Regions from separate parts of the Homo sapiens genome. Here region 1 is linked to region 2. A link is a loop called in an ENCODE intact Hi-C map of the cell type or tissue named here. Cell type or tissue: gastrocnemius medialis. All regions are shown on one strand. Links, peaks and the distances in the headings refer to the core of each region. The heading gives the core; the rest is flanking DNA.

What was found. A loop is a pair of places that touch in the nucleus more often than their neighbours do. Peaks named below come from ENCODE experiments on the same cell type or tissue, not always from the same donor. Only the 100,000 strongest peaks of a DNase experiment are listed, where the experiment ranks them.
Region 1: a loop joins it to region 2, with 4 times the contacts of the local background. A loop is called at or near these places in 7 of 110 quality-filtered maps.

What each region holds. Positions count from the first base shown.
Region 1 is chr15:100,425,053-100,433,052 of GRCh38, reverse strand. All of the region lies in intron 11 of CERS3 (ceramide synthase 3), which reads left to right. CERS3-AS1 (CERS3 antisense RNA 1) reads right to left here. Exons shown (of 5, transcript NR_120374.1): 4 at 6,970-7,061. Among named protein-coding and RNA genes, the nearest start is that of CERS3-AS1, 56 kb to the right of the region's middle. In gastrocnemius medialis, for the core only: no CTCF peak of the experiment used is centred there; DNase peaks (open chromatin) are centred at 3,762 and 6,012; H3K27ac peaks cover 931 bases.
Region 2 is chr15:100,567,308-100,581,624 of GRCh38, reverse strand. LINS1 (lines homolog 1) reads left to right here. Exons shown (of 7, transcript NM_001040616.3): 2 at 680-1,181; 3 at 1,273-1,362; 4 at 6,497-6,638; 5 at 7,384-7,974; 6 at 9,560-9,731; 7 at 11,508-14,317. The coding sequence starts at 783. The coding sequence ends at 12,387. Among named protein-coding and RNA genes, the nearest start is that of LINS1, 28 kb to the left of the region's middle. In gastrocnemius medialis, for the core only: a CTCF peak has its summit at 9,037 (motif pointing right); no DNase peak of the experiment used is centred there.

The DNA.
Region 1 (8,000 bases), core at 1-8,000, 140 kb after region 2:
GTGTTAGCCAGGATGGTCTCGATCTCCTGACCTCATGATCCACACACCTCAGCCTCCCAAAGTCCTGGGATTACAGGTGTGAGCCACTGCACCCGGCCTGAACTATTTTTAATACCAAATTTCATACCACATACCTTGCAAGTGACCTTGACAATATCTCAGTTATGGAGAGCTCCGCAGAGCAGCACAGAACCAGATGGTAGCCCCTCAGATACCAGTCATCAAGCCCTACCACCTCTTCCGTGACTCTGTTTCTGCAGGCTAAATACATACAATTCTTTCGAACGTACGTGACTCTGTTTCTGCAGGCTAAATACATACAACTCTTTCGAACGTACCTCCTAAGACATGCTGTGGAGTCTTTTCACCTACCTCATCACTCTCTTGTTCTATTTTATCCAGATTATTTAAATGTTATACCTAGAAGTCAGCACAGTTTTCTAGATGTGGTCTGACTCATACAAAATCAAGCAGGTCTGTTTTCTCTGTTTTTCTGAAAATTCTGTTTCTATTGATGTAGGTTAGTTTTCCATTGCTGTTAGTCGCATTATGCTGTTAATTCATACTGAGCTTGAAATTGATTAAGCCTCCATGTCTTTTCCACATGAACTATTGTTAAGCAACATTTCCTCCACTGGGGAATTGTCTGGTGCTGAGAGTGGTTTTTCGTTTTTGTTGGAAGTTATATTTCTTTTTGTTAAACTTCATTTTGCTTGATCAGGTTATCATTCCAGCCTTTTGTTTAAGAATGGGAAAGCCTGACATTTGGTGACAGGTGCTTAAATATTTTTGATGACCTGTTGTTTAAAAGGCCTATTAAAGCCAGGAGTGGTGGTACATATTTGTAGTCCTAGCTGTTTGGGAGGCTGAGGCAGGAGGTTTGCTTGAGCTCAGGAAGTCAAGGCTTCAGTGAGCCATGATTGCCCCACTGCACAATCTAGCCTGGAAACGGAACAAGACCCTGTCTCTTAAAAAAAAAAACAAAAGAGGGCCTATTAAAGGAACTCAGGAGTATGCTATACAAGGCAGCTCATGAAAACGTCCTAATTATTTTGTTTGAATCAGAGGAGGATTGTAATTATACTTAAGCCTAACACACAAGAAGATCTACTACTCACACCGTAAAGAAGATCTCCCAGGATTCCAGACTTTTTGCCTCAGATCAACTTGTTACTGCTGTGTTGCTAGCTTGTTACATGCTAGCTATGTTGACTACAGCTAACTAGAGTGGCTTGGGCGTTAATAGAAAAATACAGCCAGGTCCCAACACAGACCAGTTAAATCTACAGAGGTGAGATCGAGACACTGGAATTTTTGACAGTCCTCTTCTTCCACTAAATGATTCTAATTTGCATCCTAGGCTGAGATCTACAAGATTAAGCAGAGAAAACCAGCTGCATGTGTCTTCTCCCCACTGGAAAAATGTCCATGGTGCCACTCCATTTACTGGGTCTATTTTTTAAAAAGCGGAGATCACTATACTCTTCCCTACATTTGTAAAGTCAATTGGCATGACCTCAACAAACATTCCCATCTTGAAAATATTACAAAATTAGTGGACTTTTGTGTTACATTGATGTTCTGCACTAAAAGAAAAAAAAACTGATAAAAATTCAGACTTGAAAATAAGCACATTGGGATTCTTTTGTAGAAAAACAGAATTCTTTAAATAGCACATTTTTCTGGAGAATTTAAAAACATGATTTATTTTATAAAATGATTATTTTTAAAGAACCATTTATTATATAAAGTGAGACATACTTGCAATTTTATGTTGCCTTTCTGGACTGAAAAGTTACTTGTGAAATATAGAGACTAAGGAAGTCAAAGTTATTTGAAAGCATGGAATTTTAGAAGTTGAAAGACCCTTAGGCAACCCTCTGCTGCAACTTTTTCTTTTCACAAAGAGTAGCAATCCAGAGAGGGTTTGTGGTCTAACAGACAACCATGCTCTCCAAAGTGCAGTCTGACCATCAGCCCAGGTACAGTCCAGGGACTGCTAGAAATACAATATCTCAGGCCCCACCAGTGACCTCCAGCATGAGAATCTGTAGTTTACCAAGAACCCTAGGTGATTTGCGAGCATGTTACAGTTTGGGAAGCACTGGTCTAGAAAATTCATATTCCAGACAACTGAAAGGAAAACGGCCACGCGTAGCCAGAGTTCACAGAACTCAATTTAAATTTAATGCAACTGCCTTGAGGAGGGAAAAAAGGGGAAAAAACTCAATTTGTTTTTTTCTGTGACCTTGTCAACTTGGATAATTAGAACCTATATAACAAAAAGGAATGTACTTTGCTAGTAGTTCAGAAAATTGAACTGACTGAATGTATTTTTTTCATACAGTGAAAGCTAAAAATTTGCTTTCAAAACAGCATAAAATGCTTATTATATAGCTCTTTGTTTCATTGCCAACTGCGGATTTAGACATGGAGTCATTCAAAGAGCAGTGGGACATTATGAGTAATTCACAATCTTCTGGGCTTTTGACATTTCTGCAAAGCCACAGATTCCCAAGCACAGCATTTAGTTACAGCACTTCAAAAACACAGCACTATGATTTTATGGAAGCTGTAGTACAGATGTCATTCCCAGAGGTGTAAGGAAATGCTGTGGGCAAAGATTGTTCATTTAGTTCAAATGAGCATTTTATCTTATTAACATTAGAATGTATTTTTTTTCTCATTGTCAAGTTTTTTGTTTTTGTTTTTGTTTTCTTTTGGTCATTCTTTTTTTTTTTGAGACGGAGTCTCGCTCTGTCGTCCAGGCTGGAGTGCAGTGGCGTGATCTCGGCTCACTGCAAGCTCCGCCTCCCGGGTTCACGCCATTCTCCTGCCTCAGCCTCCCGAGTACCTGGGACTACAGGCGCCCCCCACCACAACTGGCTAACTTTTTGTATTTTTAGTAGAGACAGGGTTCCACCGTGTTAGCCAGGATGGTCTCGATCTCCTGACCTCGTGATCCGCCCACCTCTGCCTCCCAAAGTGCTGGGATTACAGGTGTGAGCCACCGCGCCCGGCTTTTTTGGTCATTCTTGCAATCATTTTTGAGGAATACAGATGAAGCCCAAGTGAATTATGTATAAGCATATATATATATAAATATATAAAAAAAAATACACCAAAAGTAAAGCCAAAAGTGTAGACATCCGGATTTGACTTTAAATTTATTGTGCTCACCTTTTCTTTTGGTGGAGATTAAAGTGGTGGGAATTTGTGTATTAATTGAGTGATGCTGGTTGTGTTACACATATTGTACAATACGGGGTGATGGCTGTGGATAAGTATGTTTATTTAAGAAACACAGATGGTGAAGCTTTTCCGTGCTGTGTCATGTGAGGATCAACTGAAGGATGGGGGAATGTTTAGCTGGAAGAGGAGTTCATTATCTTTAAATGTTTGGAAAATTAACCAATGTTTGAAGGGAGTACACAGACTTCTTTTGCCTGGTACAAAGGGGTAGAACTTGGAGGAATGCGTGGGCGCTCCAGGGAGGCAGAGATCAGCCCCAAATATGAAAGGAAGCAGATAGTGAATGACTGCAGAGACACAGGCAGGGGTGTGCGTCTTCTGCTAGGGTTGTTGTAAAGAGCCTATCACCATCAAATAGAAACTGGATTAGAAGACACTTAAAGGTCCCTTTCAAACCTGTAGGTCTACAGATACTGCTGTTTCTTACGTAATACCCCTTCCACATCGCAGTGCTACTCCGATAGCCTCCAGAGTTTCCCTCCTGGACTGTGACCTCGGCCTCCCAAGTATGCCAGCTGGGCTCCTTCCAGCCATTTCCACACAGTGGCAGAGAGCACTGCTATAGAAACCAGCTCCCCCGGTGCAGAAGCTCACTGAGGACAAACACCTTGTCTGTTTTCTCACTGATACACTGCAAACACCCAAAACAGTGCTATAAAGTGGCTTCTAGTTGGGTTTAGAAATGAATTTGAATTTCTGACCATGACCTGTGAAATTCATTATCTGATCTGTGCTTATTTGAGGCCTCACCTGGGGTCAGGCCCTGCCTTTCTCAGCATTCATTAGCTGTGCTGTCCTTGCTAATCCCCGAGCATGCAAGGCTCTCACATCGCAGGGCCTCTGCCCACGTTGTTTCTTCTTGAAAGGTTTATTCCACTCTTCTCCGGCTACTCCTGTTAAACTATAGGTTACAACTTGAGTTCATTTCCTTAAGGCCTTCCTGGCATCAGCCTCATCTAAGTGAGATTCCTCTATTTAAATATCATAGTATTCTCTACTTCCTAACATGCATCAAACCTGTAACGATGTATTTCTTATTGTGTGTTTGATTCTGTAGCATTCAGTTCTTTCAATAGATTGTAAGTTATTTGAGAACAGACCATTATATCTCCAATGTCTTGCACAGGGCACAGGGTATTAAAAGGATTTTTTGAACTGGTGGTTCTCAACTGGAGCAGTTTTGGCCTTCAAGGATATTTGACAATCTGTGGAGACATTTTTGTCTGTCACAAGTGGGAGGTGCCACTAGTATGATACAGATAACTGGAGGTGCTTACTGCTAGACGTCCCACAATGGGCAGCAAGGTCCCGGAATCACCTGGCCCAAAATATCCACAGTGCCGAGGTTGTGAACCTTGGGGTGAATGAATGAACTGTCTGTCTTTTGGTTGATTGTCCTTTGTGGCAAGGTGTTTTTCCCAAATTATTCATTGCTTTCCCACTGCCAGTGTCTTCTCATCCAGGGGAAACTTTGATTTATGCAGGAACAGCCAAACACATGATTCCTTGAGAAACCAAGCTCTCCAAAATTAGCTGGTTAGTATTTCTTTACATGGAAATATTGGCATTTAAAATTATTCAAATGATAATGGTTTTGAAAGAAAACAGTTGCCAGCCATTTCCTTTTGAGATAAGGCAACTGCATTGAAAAGTTTTGATGGATGGAGAAAATGAGATTGTAGCAAATTTGTCAGTTGTAATCCCAATCTGAGAAAACATTTACTCTGATAGCACTCTGCACTATAACCTTCAGTTCCTTCACTGTTATGTACCATGAGGGCTGGGAAGGACACACCAGGGGAGGCCGTTTTGACTCTGCCAAACAGTGGTTCCTCATTCATTCTAATTCACTTAGTGACGTGGCTCTCTCATTGCTTTTTTCACCACCTGACCTCTTTACCTTCTGAGTCTAACTCAGTAAAACTGTTCCCATCCTGGGGGTGGCCACCTTCACCTGTCTCTCGGCAGGAAGCACAGAATCTGAGTTTGAGCTACACAACTTTTTGTTTCTAGCTCAAGCCATCATATTTATGAGGAAGACTTGTTAGAAGAAAATGAATGACAGTTTCTACCTATTGAAAAATTTCATTCGGCTTTGTAGTCAGAGTCTGGGACAGTACTTCCCAATCTTCATCACTTCATCGTACCCGAGAGATTGATGTTTGTGCAGCACACAAGGGTAAACTGAGGTGGGCCTCAAAGCAGGAGAAGACAGTACAAGTAATCCAGGCACCTGGGGCTCTGGTAGCTTCAGGCTCTGCCTTGCTACCCCAAGGCCTGAGAGGATTAATGTCTCAGCATAACTTTTAACCCTTTCCTGGCACATCCGTTGGGAATTTCTGGTATAGAATAGCCTCACGTAATGGCCACTCATCTATGGGCCAATAGATGATAATGTTATTCATTTCCACTTAATATGGGCTGATAGATTGGCATTGCCTAAGAACAAGTCATATTTTGTTTATCCCTGGAGAAGCACAGATGAGATACTTTTAAAATTTTCCTTATTCGGAATTCTTGCCAACAATAGCACTTTCGCTCCTCCGAGACAGGGATGCAGCGCTGTCCAGCAGGAACCATCTGAAGTAGCCATCACAAGGCCTGCTGCAGAGGACCGTATGTCAGAAGAGGTCTCTCAGGACCAAAACATACGCAGCTGTGTCATGGAGGGCCAGCCAGTGGGGCACACACCCCTCGGCTGACTACTGTGTTCCCTTACCCTGAGGTCACGGGTGTGGGCTTGCCAACCCGTGTCAGCTCAGAATCTGGAGCCTGGCCACAGAGATCTGATATAGCTTGGACATTGCTGAAGACAGCATTTGGAGAGCTGAAGAGTGCAGGGACCCGTATCAAAGGACCCAATTGAGTGTAACAGGCTGGAAATGAAGTACCTCATAAAAGGCAGGGATTGGGGATAATTTTTAGGATTTTGTTTTCAGCAACTGAGTGGGTGGGAGTACCATTTGCTAAATTATGGAAGGCCAGAGAAAAAGGTGGTGTTAAGGGGAGGAGACTAGAGTTTAAAGACTGTTAGACAGCTGAGGGATTTTCTAGCTATTGAGTTTTTGAGTTTGAAGCCTGAAAGAGGCCCACACGGGGGATATAAACTTGGGAGTCATCTACAGTTATACAGTATTCAATTAATGCTATGGTATTAGATTAATTCATTCACTCTTTCAACACATATATCCAGAGTGCCTACTATGTACTAAATGAGATCACCTACGAGAACCCAGAGAAGACAGATGGTATATTCCAGTATATTCCTACTCATTTTATTCTCTCTCCCTCTCTTTCCCTGCAGAGATGGCCACTGTCTTGAAGCTGGTATCCTTCCTCTCATGCCTCTGTATATTTATTATGTCTGGATATAGTTACGGGCATTAGAGTATTATTTTCTGTATTTTAAAACTTTATGTAAGTGATATGAGCTGATATATAAATGTGTAGCTTTTTTCACTCATTATAAGACTATTCATATTGATGTATGTCTCCTTGTGAACATGTGTGTGAATTTCTCCATAAATGGAATTGTTAGGTCAAATTTATTTTATTTTTTATTTTTCACTATCTCAAAGGAACTCATTTTAATTTTTTTATTATGCAACATTTAGTTTATTAATTGAATATGAAATTTTTGATGTGTATATAGCTGATGAGCTTTTTTTTCTTTTTCAACTTTTTTTAAAATAAAGAAAATAGGTTTAATTGACTCACAGTTCTGCAGGCTGTACAGGTAACATGACTGGGGAGGCCTCAGGAAACAATCATAGCAGAAGGCAAAGGGAAAGCAGGCACTTCTTACATGGCTGGAGTAGGAGGAAGAGAGCGAAGTGGGAGGTGCTACACACTTTTAAACAACCAGATCTCGTAAGAACTCACTCACTGTCACAAGAATAGCAAGGGGTAAATCCACCCCCTTGATCCAGTCACCTCCCACCAGGCCCCTCCTCCAACATTCAGAATTACGGTCAACATGAGATTTAGGTGGGGACACAAATCCCAAACCATATCATTCTGCCCCTGACCTCTCCCACATCTCATGTCCTTCTCACATTGCAAAATACAATTATCCCATCTCAAAAGTCCCTCAAAGTCTCAACTCATTTTAGCATTAACTCAAAAGTCCAAAGTCCAAAGTCTTATCAGAAACAAGCTAGTCTCTTCTGCCTATGAGCCTGTAAAATAAAACAGCAATTAATTAGTTCCAAGACACAATGGGGGTATAGGTATTGGGTAAATACTCCCTTTCCAAAAGGGACAAATCAGCCAAAACAAAGTGGGCTACAGGCCCCATGGAAGTCTGAAGCCCAGCAGGGGGTCATTAAATCTTATAGCTACAAAATAATCTGCTTTGACTCCATGTCTCACATTCAGACGACACTGATACTAGGGGTGGGCTCCTAAGGCCCTGGGCAGCTCTGGCCCTGTGGCTCTGCAGTGTACATCACCAGCGGCTGCTCTCAAGGGCTGGTGTTGCGTGCCTGTGGCTTTTCCGGGTGCATAGTGCAAGCTGTCAATAAATCTACCATTTTGGGGTCTGGGGGACTGTGGCCCTCTTCTCGCAGCTCCACTCAGTAGTGCCCTGGTAGGAACTCTGTGTGGGGGCTCCAGCCCTACATTTCCCCTCTGCACTGCCTTAGTGGAGGTTCTTCATGAGTGCTCCACCCCTTCGGCAGATTTCTGCCTGGATGTCTAGGCATTTCCGTACATCCTCTGAAATCTAGGCGGAGGCTCCCAAGCCTCAC
Region 2 (14,317 bases), core at 5,873-13,872:
TATGCCAAAGTCCTAAGTTTTTCCTTGCCATACTCCCTCTATAGTAACTACTTGCTGCTTCTGATGTTGATCCATTTTAAGTTGGAATTTCATTGGCAATAGCCATAATCTAGTTTGACCATATAGCAGTCTAACTTTAAATTTTTATCTATAAATTGGAGGTGAAGGTTAATGAATTTGAATTAGCTCAGTGGTTCTCAACTGGAGTGATTTTGTCCCCCAGGGGACATTTGACAATGTCTGCAGACATTTTTTGGTTGTCAAAATCTGGCAGGTCAGGTGGGAAGTGCTTTGGGCATGTAGAAGGTAGAGGTCAGGAATGCTGCCAAACATCTTATAATACACAAAACAGCTCCCCACTACAAAGTTATCTGGCTCCAAATATTAATAGTGCCAAAGTTAAGAAACCCTGATAGCCATTGAAAACTGTTAGAGGAAAGCTCAAGTTTCTGCTGCGTTAAAATTAAACCTAATTTTATGCTCTCAAATCTGTGTGGAAAGCATACATTTCATTGTTACGGTCTTGAAATAATGTTCCTGTTACAATTTTCCATTTTAGAAATTAAGCAGTCAGCATCCCCTTTAACTTGAGAGACTTAGTGATTAAGTGGAAACAGTTGCTTTCTCTTGTAATAAGCATATAGCAGTTAGAATTTTTAAATTATTTTTCCTATTTTAGGTTTCACTGAAGAAACTTCTTAGAGATTCATTGCACTTCTGAGATTTAATGTTTACAACTTGGAGTTGTCGACCTTCTTATAAGATACATTTTGGAAGTCAAAATGAAAGTTTTCTGTGAAGTTTTAGAAGAGTTATACAAGAAGGTACTTCTTGGAGCCACACTTGAAAATGACAGCCATGATTACATCTTTTATCTCAACCCAGCAGTTTCAGATCAAGATTGTTCTACAGCCACCTCCTTAGAATGGGCAAACACCTGTGGTATCCAGGGCAGGCATCAGCCCATCTCTGTTGGTGTGGCTCCCATTGCTGTAGCACCTGTGTGTTTGAAGACCAACTCTCAGATGAGCGGTTCCAGAGAAGTAATGCTCCTTCAGTTAACAGTGATCAAAGTGATGACAACCCGGATATTGTCTGTCAAAACCGAGTTCCATGCAAAGGAGCAGTACAGAGATGTAATTAAAATTCTCTTAGAATCAGCCAAAGTCGATTCTAAATTAGTAAGCCATTTGTTTTTCTAAAGATGTAGATATTTAAAATAATTTTAAGAACATTCAGCAATAGTGGTTAATTATATTTGTTTTCCTGTAGATCTGCATGTTCCAAAATTCAGATAAATTGTTATCTCACATGGCTGCACAGTGCCTTGCATTGCTTCTATATTTCCAATTGAGAGAAAAGGTAAGATAAGTAATCAAAGTATGTTATTATTTCTCTTTCTTAATTTTTTTTAAATTTAAATGTTTTGTGGAGACAAGGTCTCACTGTGTTGCCCAATCTGATCTCAAACTTCTGGGCTCAAGCAATCCTCCTGCCTCAGCCTCCCAAAGTGCTGGGATTAAAGACGAGAGCCGTGGCACCTAACCTGTTTCTCTTATAGTTTCTTTAAAATTGCTCTTTGACATTTGATTTTTACCCTTCAGATATTTGTATTAATAAGACATTTGCTCACATAATAACATATGTAAAGCCATAAAAATTTAAGAATAGAATATGATGATTTGTGTCAAGGATTAGAGTCTTAAATGTGTTGTCAATCATAATCAGATTCTTAACCTGAGAGGTGAATTTCACATCAGACTCCATAACTTTCTGCAGATTCTCGAACTAGTAGGTGGACCCCTTCCCCCTAAAAAGATTTAGGAACCACCAGTTGAGAACAAGCCTATTTTCACAGGTTTAATGTAAATTCTAACAACAGTCCTCAGCATAATATAAAACAGTATAAATAAATTCAGAGTTGAGTTTTTCTCTTATCTCTGAATTAGTTAATAAACAAATGAAATATCTACTGACTTTTCAACTATAATCTCTTGCTTCTTTCAATAACTTTTCTGAATATAAAAAGTGATATTACAGTAGAAAATTTGGAAAATAGACAAAGTATAAAGAGCAAATTAAAATGAAAAATTCACTACTTAGAGATAACACTGCTAACATTTTCATCTTTCATTTTTATTTTCTTTTTTTTTTCTTTACTGTCATAATTTTTATTCAGCATTACTGTGGAAGTTCTGGCTAGTGCAGTAATTAAAAAAAAAATAAGTTAAAGGTATAAAGATAAAATGTTGAAGTAAAGGGGCCACAGTCTTTGCTTTCTTGAAACTTAGAATCCAGTAGTAATCTGAATTGTTATAGTCTACCTAAGAGGAGATTTTGAAGTGAACATCAATTATGTAAAGTATCTTTTTACCAAGACATGGTTTTTTTGTGGTTATCACTGGCTCATTTTTATTTTTAGTTTTTTATTTTTTTATATATATATTTTTATTATACTTTAAGTTCTAGGGTACATGTGCACAACGTGCAGGTTTGTTACATATGTATACATGTGCCATGTTGGTGTGCTGCACCCATTAACTCGTCATTTACATTAGGTGTATCTCCTAATGCTATCCCTTCCCCCTCCCCCTACCCCACAACAGGCCCTGGTGTGTGATGTTCCCCTTCCTGTGTTCAAGTGTTGTCATTGTTCAGTTCCCACCTATGAGTGAGAATATGCGGTGTTTGGTTTTTTGTTCTTGTGATAGCTTGCTGAGAATGATGGTTTCCAGCTTCATCCATGTCCCTACAAAGGACATGAACTCATCATTTTTTATGGCTGCATAGTATTCCATGGTGTATATGTGCCACATTTTCTTAATCCAGTCTATCATTGTTGGACATTTGGGTTGGTTCCAAGTCTTTGCTATTGTGAGTAGTGCCACAATAAACATATGTGTGCATGTGTCTTTATAGCAGCATGATTTATATTCCTTTGGGTATATACCCAGTAATGGGATGGCTGGGTCAAATGGTATTTCTAGCTCTAGATCCCTGAGGAATCGCCACACTGTCTTCCACGCTGGTTGAACTAGTTTACAGTCCCACCAACAGTGTAAAAGTGTTCCTATTTTTCCCCATCCTCTCCAGCACCTGTTGTTTCCTGACTTTTTAATGATCGCCATTCTAACTGGTGTGAGATGGTATCTCACTGTGGTTTTGATTTGCATTTCTCTGATGGCCAGTGATGATGAGCATTTTTTCATGTGTCTGTTGGCTGCATAAATGTCTTCTTTTGAGAAGTGTCTGTTCATATCCTTTGCCCACTTTTTGATGAGGTTGTTTGTTTTTTTCTTGTAAATTTGTTTGAGTTATTTGTAGATTCTGGATATTAGCCCTTTGTCAGATGAGTAGATTGCAAAAATTTTCTCCCATTTTGTAGGTTGTCTGTTCACTCTGATGGTAGTTTCTTTTGCTGTGCAGAAGCTCTTTAGTTTAATTAGATCCCATTTCTCTATTTTGGCTTTTGTTGCCATTGCTTTTGGTGTTTTAGACATGAAGTCCTTGCCCATGCCTATGTCCTGAATGGTATTGCCTAGGTTTTCTTCTAGGGTTTTTATGGTTTTAAGTCTAACATATAAGTCTTTAATCCATCTTGAATTAATTTTTGTATAAGGTATAAGGAAGAGATCCAGTTTCAGCTTTCTACATATGGCTAGCCAGTTTTCCCAGCACCATTTGTTAAATAGGGAATCCTTTCCCCATTTCTTGTTTTTGTCAGGGTTGTCAAAGATCAGATGGTTGTAGATGTGTGGCATTATTTCTGAGGGCTCTGTTCTGTTCCATTGGTCTGTATCTCTGTTTTGGTACGAGTACCATGTTGTTTTGGTTACTGTAGCCTTGTAGTATAGTTGGAAGTCAGGTAGCGTGATGCCTCCAGCTTTGTTCTTTTGGCTTAGGATTGACTTGGCAATGCAGGCTCTTTTTTGGTTCCATATGAACTTTAAAGTAGTTTTTTCCAATTCTGTGAAGAAAGCCATTGGTAGCTTGATGGGGATGGCATTGAATCTATAAACTACCTTGGGCAGTATGGCCATTTTCACAATATTGATTCTTCCTATCCATGAGCATGGAATGTTCTTCCATTTGTTTGTGTCCTCTTTTACTTCGTTGAGCAGTGGTTTGTAGTTCTCCTTGAAGAGGTCCTTCACATCCCTTGTAAGTTGGATTCCTAGGTATTTTATTCTCTTTGAAGCAATTGTGAATGGGAGTTCACTCATGATTTGGCTGTTTGTCTGTTATTGGTGTATAAGAATGCTTGTGATTTTTGCACATTGATTTTGTATCCTGAGACTTTGCTGAAGGTGCTTATCAGCTTAAGGAGATTTTGGGCTGAGACGATGGGGTTTTCTAGATATACAATCATGTCATCTGCAAACAGGGACAATTTGACTTCCTCTTTTCCTAGTTGAATACCCTTTGTTTCTTTCTCCTGCCTAATTGCCCTGGCCAGAATTTCCAACACTCTGTTGAATAGGAGTGGTGAAAGAGGGCATCCCTGTCTTGTGCCAGTTTTCAAAGGGAATGCTTCCAGTTTTTGCCCATTCAGTATGATATTGGCTGTGGGTTTGTCATAAATAGCTCTTATTATTTTTAGATACGTCCCATCAGTACCTAATTTATTGAGAGTTTTTTAGCATGAAGGGTTGTTGAATTTTGTCAAAGGCCTTTTCTGCATCTATTGAGATAATCATGTGGTTTTTGTCTTTGGTTCTGTTTATATGATGGATTACATTTACTGATTTGCATATGTTGAACCAGCCTTGCGTCCCAGGGATGAAGCCCACTTGATCATGGTGGATAAGCTTTTTGATGTGCTGCCGGATTTGGTTTTGCCAGTATTTTACTGAGGATTTTCTCATCGATGTTCATCAGGGATATTGGTCTAAAATTCTCTTTTTTTGTTGTGTCTCTGCCAGGCTTTGGTATCAGGATGATGCTGTCCTCATAAAATGAGTTAGGGAGGATTCCCTCTTTTTCTGTTGATTGGAATAGTTTCAGAAGGAATGGTACCAGCTCTTCCTTGTACGTCTGGTAGAATTCGGCTGTGAATCCATCTGGTCCTGGGCTTTTTTTGGTTGGTAAGCTATTATTATTGCCTCAATTTAAGAGCCTATTATTGGTCTATTAAGAGATTCAGCTTCTTCCTGGTTTAGTCTTGGGAGGGTGTATGTGTCCAGGAATTTATCCATTTCTTCTAGATTTTCTACTTTATTTGCATAGAGGTATTTATAGTATTCTCTGATGGTAGTTTGTATTTCTATGGAATCAGTGGTGATACTCCCTTTATCATTTTTTATTGCGTCTATTTGATTCTTCTCTCTTTTCTTCTTTATTAGTCTTGCTAACGGTTTATCAATTTTGTTGGTCTTTTCAAAAAACCAGCTCCTGGATTCATTGATTTTTTGAAGGGTTTTTTGTGTCTCTATCTCCTTCAGTTCTGCTCTGATCTTAGTTATTTCTTGCCTTCTGCTAGCTTTTGAATGTGTTTGCTCTTGCTTCTCTAGTTCTTTTAATTGTGATGTTAGGGTGTCAATTTTAGATCTTTCCTGCTTTCTCTTGTGGGCATTTAGTGCTGTAAATTTCCCTCTACGTACTGCTTTAAATGTGTCCCAGAGATTCTGGTATGTTGTGTCTTTGTTCTTGTTGGTTTCAAAGAACATCTTTATTTCTGCCTTCATTTCATTATGTACCCAGTAGTCATTCAGGAGCAGGTTGTTCAGTTTCCATGTAGTTGAATGGTTTTGAGTGAGTTTCTTAATCCTGAGTTCTAGTTTGATTGCACTGTGGTCTGAGAGACAGTTTGTTGTGATTTCTGTTCTTTTACATTTGCTGAGGAGTGCTTTACTTCCAACTATGTGGTCAATTTTGGAATAGGTGTGGTGTGGTGCTGAGAAGAATGTATATTCTGTTGATTTGGGTTGGAGAGTTCTGTAGATGTCTATTAGGTCTGCTTGGTGCAGAGCTGAATTCAATTCCTGGATATCCTTGTTAACTTTCTGTCTCGTTGTTCTGTCTAATGTTGACAGTGGGGTGTTAAAGTCTCCCATTATTATTGTGTGGGAGTCTAAGTCTCTTTGTAGGTCTCTAAGGAGTTGCTTTATGAATCTGGGTGCTCTTGTATTGGGTGCATATATATTTAGGATAGTTAGCTCTTCTTGTTGAATTGATCCCTGTACCATTATGTAATGGTCTTCTTTGTCTCTTTTGATGTTTGTTGGTTTAAAGTCTGTTTTATCAGAGACTAGGATTGCAACCCCTGCCTTTTTTTGTTTTCCATTTGCTTGGTAGATCTTCCTCCATCCCTTTATTTTATTTCTGTGGCATATTCGATTTTTTTACTTAAATAATATTAGGATACTTCTGTTCCTTCTCGGTGTGCCACATATTATCATACTTCTTTTGGCCAAATGTATAAACAATGTTGTATACAGTTGTATTATGTAAAGAAAATATTGTATTTTAACTGCTTGCTTTATTTTCTCACTTGTAGATAACCTTAAGTAATTCCTGGATTGCTTTTTGCCAGAAAAATCTTTCTGAATACTCTGAGAGTAATAAAGCAATATACTGCCTCTGGACTCTTACAGCAATAATAAAAGAAATCTTTAAAGATTCATGTTCACAGAAAACAGGTATGGATTACATGGCCCCATAAACAATCATCATCTTGCTCCTGGGAGCGTTGCATTTATAATGAGAAACAAAACTTAATTTGGAACATCTGATCTGTCTTAAAGTAATGAAAAAGTCAGTCTCTTCCAATATATTTTGATTGAGGATAACCTGTTTTAAAAGAAAAAAAAGTATAAGGAAAAAAGTAAAGCTTTTCATGAGCACAAATCCCTTGCATTGTTTGATGTTACTGATATTCGTAAAATGAATATTTTTTGTTTTGTTTTGTTTTATTTTTTTGAGACAAGTCTTGCTTTGTTGCCCAGGCTGGAGTGCAATGGCATGATCTTGGCTCACTGCAACCCCTGCCTTGCGAGTTCAAGTGATTCTTCTGCCTCAGCCTCCCGAGTAGCTGGGATTACAGGCGCTCACCACCACACCCAGCTAATTTCTGTATTTTTAGTAGACACAGGGTTTTACCATGTTGGCCAGGCTGGTCTCAAACTCCTGACCTCAAGTGATCCACCCGCATCGGCCTCCCGAAGTGCTGGGATTACAGTTGTGAGCCACCACACCCAGCCATAAAATGAATTTTAACCGTGGTTCTTACCCATTAATCTGTGTAACCTCATTTGTTAATGTTAGAGGTAAACATTCCAAATCTGTTTTTTCATCTTAAAAAGTGATATTTATAAAAAGTGAATTGTAAAATTGTTTGAAGAAGACTGTTTTTCCTGTTTATAATTCCTATTTTTATAATTGCAGAAATTCTAAAGCAGTTCCTGACTCATTTCGACACCATTTTTGAAGTGTTTTACAATTCCTTATTCTCTCAGCATTTTGAAAACTGCCGGGATACTTCTAAAATAGTAAACATCCTGATGTGTTTCCTGGATTTGCTTGAGCTTCTCATCGCCTCCAGAATCCACCTGAAGTTACATTTCACTTGCCAGAGGATTTTATTTTTGAAACCATCTTGCATGCTAGAAGTTATTACCTGGCCTATTCAGGCTTTTGTTAAAAGGAAGGTCATCATATTCCTCAAAAAGTGCCTTCTCTGTAAAGTGGGTGAAGACCTCTGTCGTGGATCTGTGCCTGCCTTAATGCCGCCAGACCATCATGTAGCGGTGGACATGCTGGCTTTAGCTAATGCTGTTTTGCAAGCTGTGAATTCGGGGTTGTTGAAGACACTGTCTGTTTATGAAAAACATTCCTTTTTTGGAGGTGATGAAGTTCAACCTGAATGTGAACTTATCACTAGTCCAGATCATGTGATCCTTAGAGCAGCAAGCTTAGTTATAATGAAATCCTTAGAAATCAAGTTTCAAAATTATTCTTCAGCAAGTGAAGTGAAAGGTAATTCTCCAAACTCCTTTTGTATGCAGTGTGTAATTATTTACTTAAGTACAGTAATTCATAATTATCAAATCTCAGGACTAGTTTAAATTCCAGTAATTTAAGCTGTATGTTATCCTATTTGTAACTTATTACATTTTCAAAAAAAAAAAAAAGAACTGGATTTACCTTTAAGAAACATGTCAGCTTTTTGTGCCTACAATGAATTTGTAAAGCATAAGGAATGATTTAGGTTTAAAAAAGTTGCTGTTGAGTCATCTCAAAGTAAGTGATGGAAATCAATTCATATTCAAGTATTTACAGCATTTTATTTATATTAATCCTTTTTTTTTTTTTAATCTAAACTGCAGGTGCGTGACCATGGCCCACTGCAGCCCTGACCCCCCTTCGGCCCATGCTATTCCTCCTGTCCCAACCTGGGAGGTCCTAGCCTGGGAGATCAAGGCTACAGTGAGCCGCGACCCATCGCACACCTGCACTCCAGTCCTGGTGCAACAGATGGAGATCCTTTCAGGGAGAGAGAGAGAGAGAGAGGAGAAGACAGAGAGATTAAAGAAAAATATGTTCACTCCCACTTATGTGTTTATTGTTATTATTGTTTGTTGTTATTTCTTTGTTATTGTTGTGTTTACTGTTTATTTATTTTGAGGCAGGGTCTTGCTCTGTCTCCCAGGCTCACTGCAGCCTCAACGTTTTGAGCTGAAGTGATCCTCTCGTCTCTGTTTCCCCACCCCATTTGTATTAATCCTTCATACAATTAGTGTTTCCACTAATGTAGATTATTGAAAATTAGATATTGAATTAAAGCTAATATATGAGAAGTTATATTGACAAAGAAATTGTTACATATATAATTTCCAGAATAGTAACTCAGGAGTTCAAAGTCTTCCATTTTACTTGAGAAAAATGAATAGTAAATGTCTCTAAACAGGCAGCATACAGATTCAGTGAAAAGTTTGAATTGTGAGCAATGACATCACTGAATTGCTTTGGATATAATTTAGCTTTTAATAACTACACATTAGTTATAATTCTGTGCAGTTTTAATTTATAACACTAGATGGCACCTGTTATATAATTCAGTTTTAAATTGTAGTTCAAACTACCTAAAACGTTTTTTATTTTTGTGCTTAATAGTAGTACTTCTATGCTTTAAACAAACAAAAAATATGTTTTTCTGTTATTTTGAAGACAAAATTATTTTTGCTTGGTTGCATTCTTGGACAGACAGCTCTGGCATCCGATGAAGTGATCTTAGTTGTCTGCTCATTTATTTATCTGCTTTTAGCAAGAAATCACATAACTTTTATTTCTAAGAGACAGTTGTTAGGCAGTTGTTGCAAATAGATGATGTAGCTGTACATTTTAAATGTATGCTCTGGAATGAGTCACTTTTTTTCCCTGAGCCTCAGTGTCCTCATTTGCCAAATAAAGATGCTTCCTAACTGATTCCTGATGACTTTTTGAAAGTGAATTAGGATAATTGCATCTTAAGGTACTTTAGACACTATGAATTTATATATAGGCAAGATATTCATTCATTCATAAACTATTGCCTACACTTTGAAATTTTCATTTTTTGAAGTTGACTTACAGAGGTTCATGTCTGAGTTACTGACCTTCTTAAAGCCTCATCTTCAGCCCTCTCTGCAATTACACAATCCGTGCAAATGGCTGTCTCGGGTTTTCATAGAACAAGACGATGACATGCTGGAGGCTGCCAAGGCATCACTGGGCATCTACTTAACACTGACCAGGTTAGTGTATTTTAAAGTAATTATTGAACGGCCTACAAGTCAGGAAAGCAGAAAACATTTCTGAGAATGTGCTGGGCGTGTTGCTTACTTTCATCATTTGGGGGAAAACATCCTGTTGCAGTTCCTTTCTTTAACCCTGACTTACATGAAAAGGAGATTGCATTTGTATCGCTAGGAAAACCTGGCTGGCTGGGCAGTTCTCAGGTAGTATAACTAGATTGGTATCTGAAAACATGGCTTCTGATTTGGTCTCCAGTAAGTCAGTACACTTCTCTGAATCTTAATTGTTGTTCATTTAAGACCTCTTTTCACCCCTAAGACTTACTTTTTTGTATTAAGCTTCAGTAAGATGATCTTTGCCTTTGTAAAGGTGAATACAAACTTAGAAATAATCAAAGAAGCTGTTCTGAATTTTCGTTTCAGTCGAATTTGGGCTGATACCTTCTTGAGGCAAATGTCTGAAATTGGTTAAGTTATGTTACTGATGATTTATACTGATTGTCTCTGCTTTATTAAAATAGCTGTACTTGGGTTAATATCTTCTTGTGGCAAATATCTATAATTGGTTATGAAGCTAATAACCGATGACCTTTTCCACTGTTTCTGCTTCTGCTTTATTAAAACCCTCACATATTTGCTTTATTTCCATTTCTTTCTTGGCCTGGGAGAAAGGGATTTCTTGCTAATGATCTGTGGTGCAGCGTTGTGCCGCCAGTACTTACTTGTATTATGACACTGCTGGCAATGGCTGCTCTTAGACTCTTGAGTGTTTGGGGCCAATTTTCAAAAGGTCCTAATCAAGAACACAAAATTCCTGCATGTGATTTGAATTAGGTTCAAAATGGTCAAATACAAGTTCAGTCTGAAAATGCACACGCCTGTAAGAGTGTATCTTAATTGTACTCAAAGTTAGCTCCTTACTCCTCAGGAAGTGGAAACCCCTGAATGAAACTGACTTTGTGTGTGAATTTCTCACTTTCTGAATCCAGTTCAGTGTGTCCAGAGAGGCATGTGCTTACAACATAGATAGTTTTTTTCAGATGTAGTTGTATTTGTTAAGATTTTTTTGGTTGTAAATGATAGAAACCAACTCTAATTTGAGCAAAAGCCAGCATTTATTGGCTCATAACTGGGAATTCTAAAGGGTCAAGTTGGAGTCAGGTATAACTATATGTACAGGGACTATAATCAATCATGTCATCAATCACTTCTCAATTTTTCTCTGTCTCACAGTTTTGAATTCATTCTCAAGGCATGGCCACCGGCAGTTCAAGGCGTACCTCAGCCTTACAGTTATAATCTTCCATAGCTCCAGCAAAAGTCCCAGGGGAGACCTGATTAACCCACTTGGGTCACAGAGCCTTGTCAGAACCAGTCATTGTGGCCAGGAGCATGGAGTGCTCTGATTGGTCAATCTGGGTCACATGCCCACCCTTGTTGAGGGTAAGGAAGGAGGTTTAGGAATTATCTTACCACATGGAATTGGTTACCTATAAGAATGAGGAGTTCTGATGTCGAGAGAAAGAACAACAGGTAACTTTTATTGGGCAGACAAAAACTAGAACTGCCAAAGTCAGTGGATTTTGCTTTACTGAGTCAGATTTCTTTAGAGCTTATGGGGAAGGGAATGGGTTTTGAAATTTTTTCTTTTAAGAAGTGATGCATAGATTTAAAAGTAATCTAATAGGTTAATTTATGGTATGTGAATTATATCTGGTAAAACTGTTTATTTTTGTAAGGTCATTAATCTGCATTCTCCATTATCTTCATTTTCAGAGGATGTGAAGCCACTGAAAGCTTGACTCAGGGAAAAGAAATGTGGGACCATCACACACATGAAAATGGCTATAATCCTCACTGTATTTTCTTGTTCTTCTTGAAAAATATAGGATTTGATTCCACAGTTCTTCTTGACTTTTTGATTTCATCAGAAACCTGTTTTCTTGAATATTTTGTTAGATATTTAAAATTACTGCAAAAGGACTGGGATAATTTTTTCACCATTTGCAATAACTTTGATGCAACTGAATCTAAATATGACATAAGTATTTGTGGCTGTGTCCCCTCACTTGTCCAAGACCAAAGCTCCAACCAAACAATACCCCATCGTTTGACTGCTCCTCATAGTCACAGAGATGTGTGTGCTCGGCACTCCTGGGCTTCCGATGCTCCCTCTGAACCACTGAAAGCTGTGATGTCCAAGGGGGCTCACACCATGTGTGCTTCTAGTCTGTCTTCCCCCCGGGCCTCTCAAAGTCTGGTAGATTACGACAGCTCTGACGATTCTGACGTGGAATCCACAGAGCAGTGTTTAGCTAACAGTAAACAGACATCTTTACACCAGCAAGCAACTAAGGAGATTCAGGATGCAGCTGGGACAAGCAGGGATAAAAAAGAATTTAGCCTTGAGCCTCCATCAAGGCCTCTGGTTCTGAAAGAATTTGATACTGCCTTCTCCTTTGATTGTGAAGTAGCCCCAAATGATGTCGTCTCTGAAGTGGGAATATTTTACAGAATAGTAAAATGCTTCCAGGAACTACAAGATGCCATCTGCCGTTTGCAAAAGAAAAATCTTTTCCCATATAATCCAACTGCACTTTTGAAGTTGTTAAAATACATAGAGGTGATAAGTAATAAAACTATGAACACTTTGTAAAACATTGACATTTTATTTTCCAGGTATTGTTTTTCCTTAATATAAATTATGTCTCAATGAGGTAATAGTATAAAATCATCACCATAAAAGGGTTTTCTTTTTTTTTTTTTTTTTTGAGACAGAATCTCATTCTGTCGCTCAGGCCGGAGTGCAGTGGCGTGACTCGACTCACTGCAACCTCCACCTCCTGGGTTCAAGCAATTCTCCTGCCTCAGTCTCCCGAGTAGCTGGAATTACAGGTGCCCGCCACCACGCCCAGCTAATTTTTGTATTTTTAGTAGAGACGGGGGTTTCACCATGTTGCCAGGCTGGTCTCAAACTCCTGACCTCAAGTGATCCGCCTGTCCGCCCTCCCGAAGTGCTGGGATTACAGGCATGAGCCACTGTGCCCGGCTGGGTTTTCTAGACAAGTTCTTACTTTTTGCCTTATTGGAAGCAACCTAGTGACTGAAAAAGAGACATCAAGTGACAAGTCACTCATTATAGCTATATACCACTGGAGATTTATGGCAGTTCTAAGTGACACAAAATCGGGGGTGGTGATTGCGTTCCTCAGCTAGGGCTGCCGTAACAACTTGCCACGTGTGCCGCAGCTTCAGACACCTGGAATTATCCTCATAGTTTTGGAGGCCAGAATCCAAACTCAGGCTTCAGCAGGGCAATGCCCTCAGGGTCTGGAGAAGAATCCCACCCTGCCCCTTTCTGGCTTCTGGTGGCAGCCAGCCAGCCATGGTGTCCCTTGTCTTGTAGTGGCGTCACTCCAGTTCCTGCCTCACATGGCATTTTCCTGTGTCTGTGTCCAGTTTCCCTCCTACAAGGACATCGGTCATTGGACTAGGACCTACCCTCATCCAGTATGATCTCAACTTGATGACAGCTGCAAAGACCCTAATCCCAGATATGGCCACTTTCATGTGTCCTTGATGGACTTGAATCCAGGAGAGTCACTAACCAAATACAGTTACTATTTCCTTCTGGGGTATTTACACAGAAAGCGATATATTACAAATGTAAAATCTTAGCCGTTTCTTTGAGAAGTGATTATACCTGGCCTACTGTATGAACATGATTCTTTCTAAAAAAAAATTTAATCACTAATTTTCCTATTTAAAATTGTGACATGAATAATTATGTTCCATATTCTTGAGGGGAAGCCGTAAATTCCATTGTAATATGTTTGTGTAATAGGAGCAATAGCTATATTGTGCTGCGAAGTCTGGCATTAAGGCAGTCTAAAATATTGCCTGTACATTTTTTTTTAATGATCTCTTTGCAGAGAAACAGAACAAAGACTAAACCTACCGCACATTAAAATATATATTAAGGCTATGGTATTCGAAACAGTTTAGTACTTAATTCAGGTAGACATGGAAAAATCAGTGGAGCTAAATAGAAGGTTGCCGATTAAAATAACAGCGAAGTACCAGTGTTAGCCAAATAGCAATGCAAAGGTCAAAAGGTTTGCGTTTTAACATGCTGTCGGTGAGGCTATGCGTTAAGGCAGTTTCTACCGTAATTGAAAAAGCACGTCAAAGAATGTGTATTCAAGGATGCCACATAGTTTGTAAAAAATGTTAAGGTTTTAGAGTTTTACTAGAAATACCTGGTAAAGTAAGTCAGAATTTGTATAGTCAGTGGAATGGTAGATGCGTTCTATGCACGTTTGTGGATGTGAAACATCTCCAGTAAAAAACAAGTAAATACATGGGGCTTGCAATTATTTAGGGAAAGAAGCAGGGCGGGAGTAATACACATTCATATATATGCTTTTGTGCATGTATAAAATATGTATGTAAGACTACATAAGAAAGTCATAATAGTGGTTGCCTTGGGAGACAGGTCTGATGTGGAAGACAAAGTCTCATCTTTTTGTACTATTTTTAGTGGGATACATGCAGCACTGCATTAGGATGTTTCAATAACAGACCAC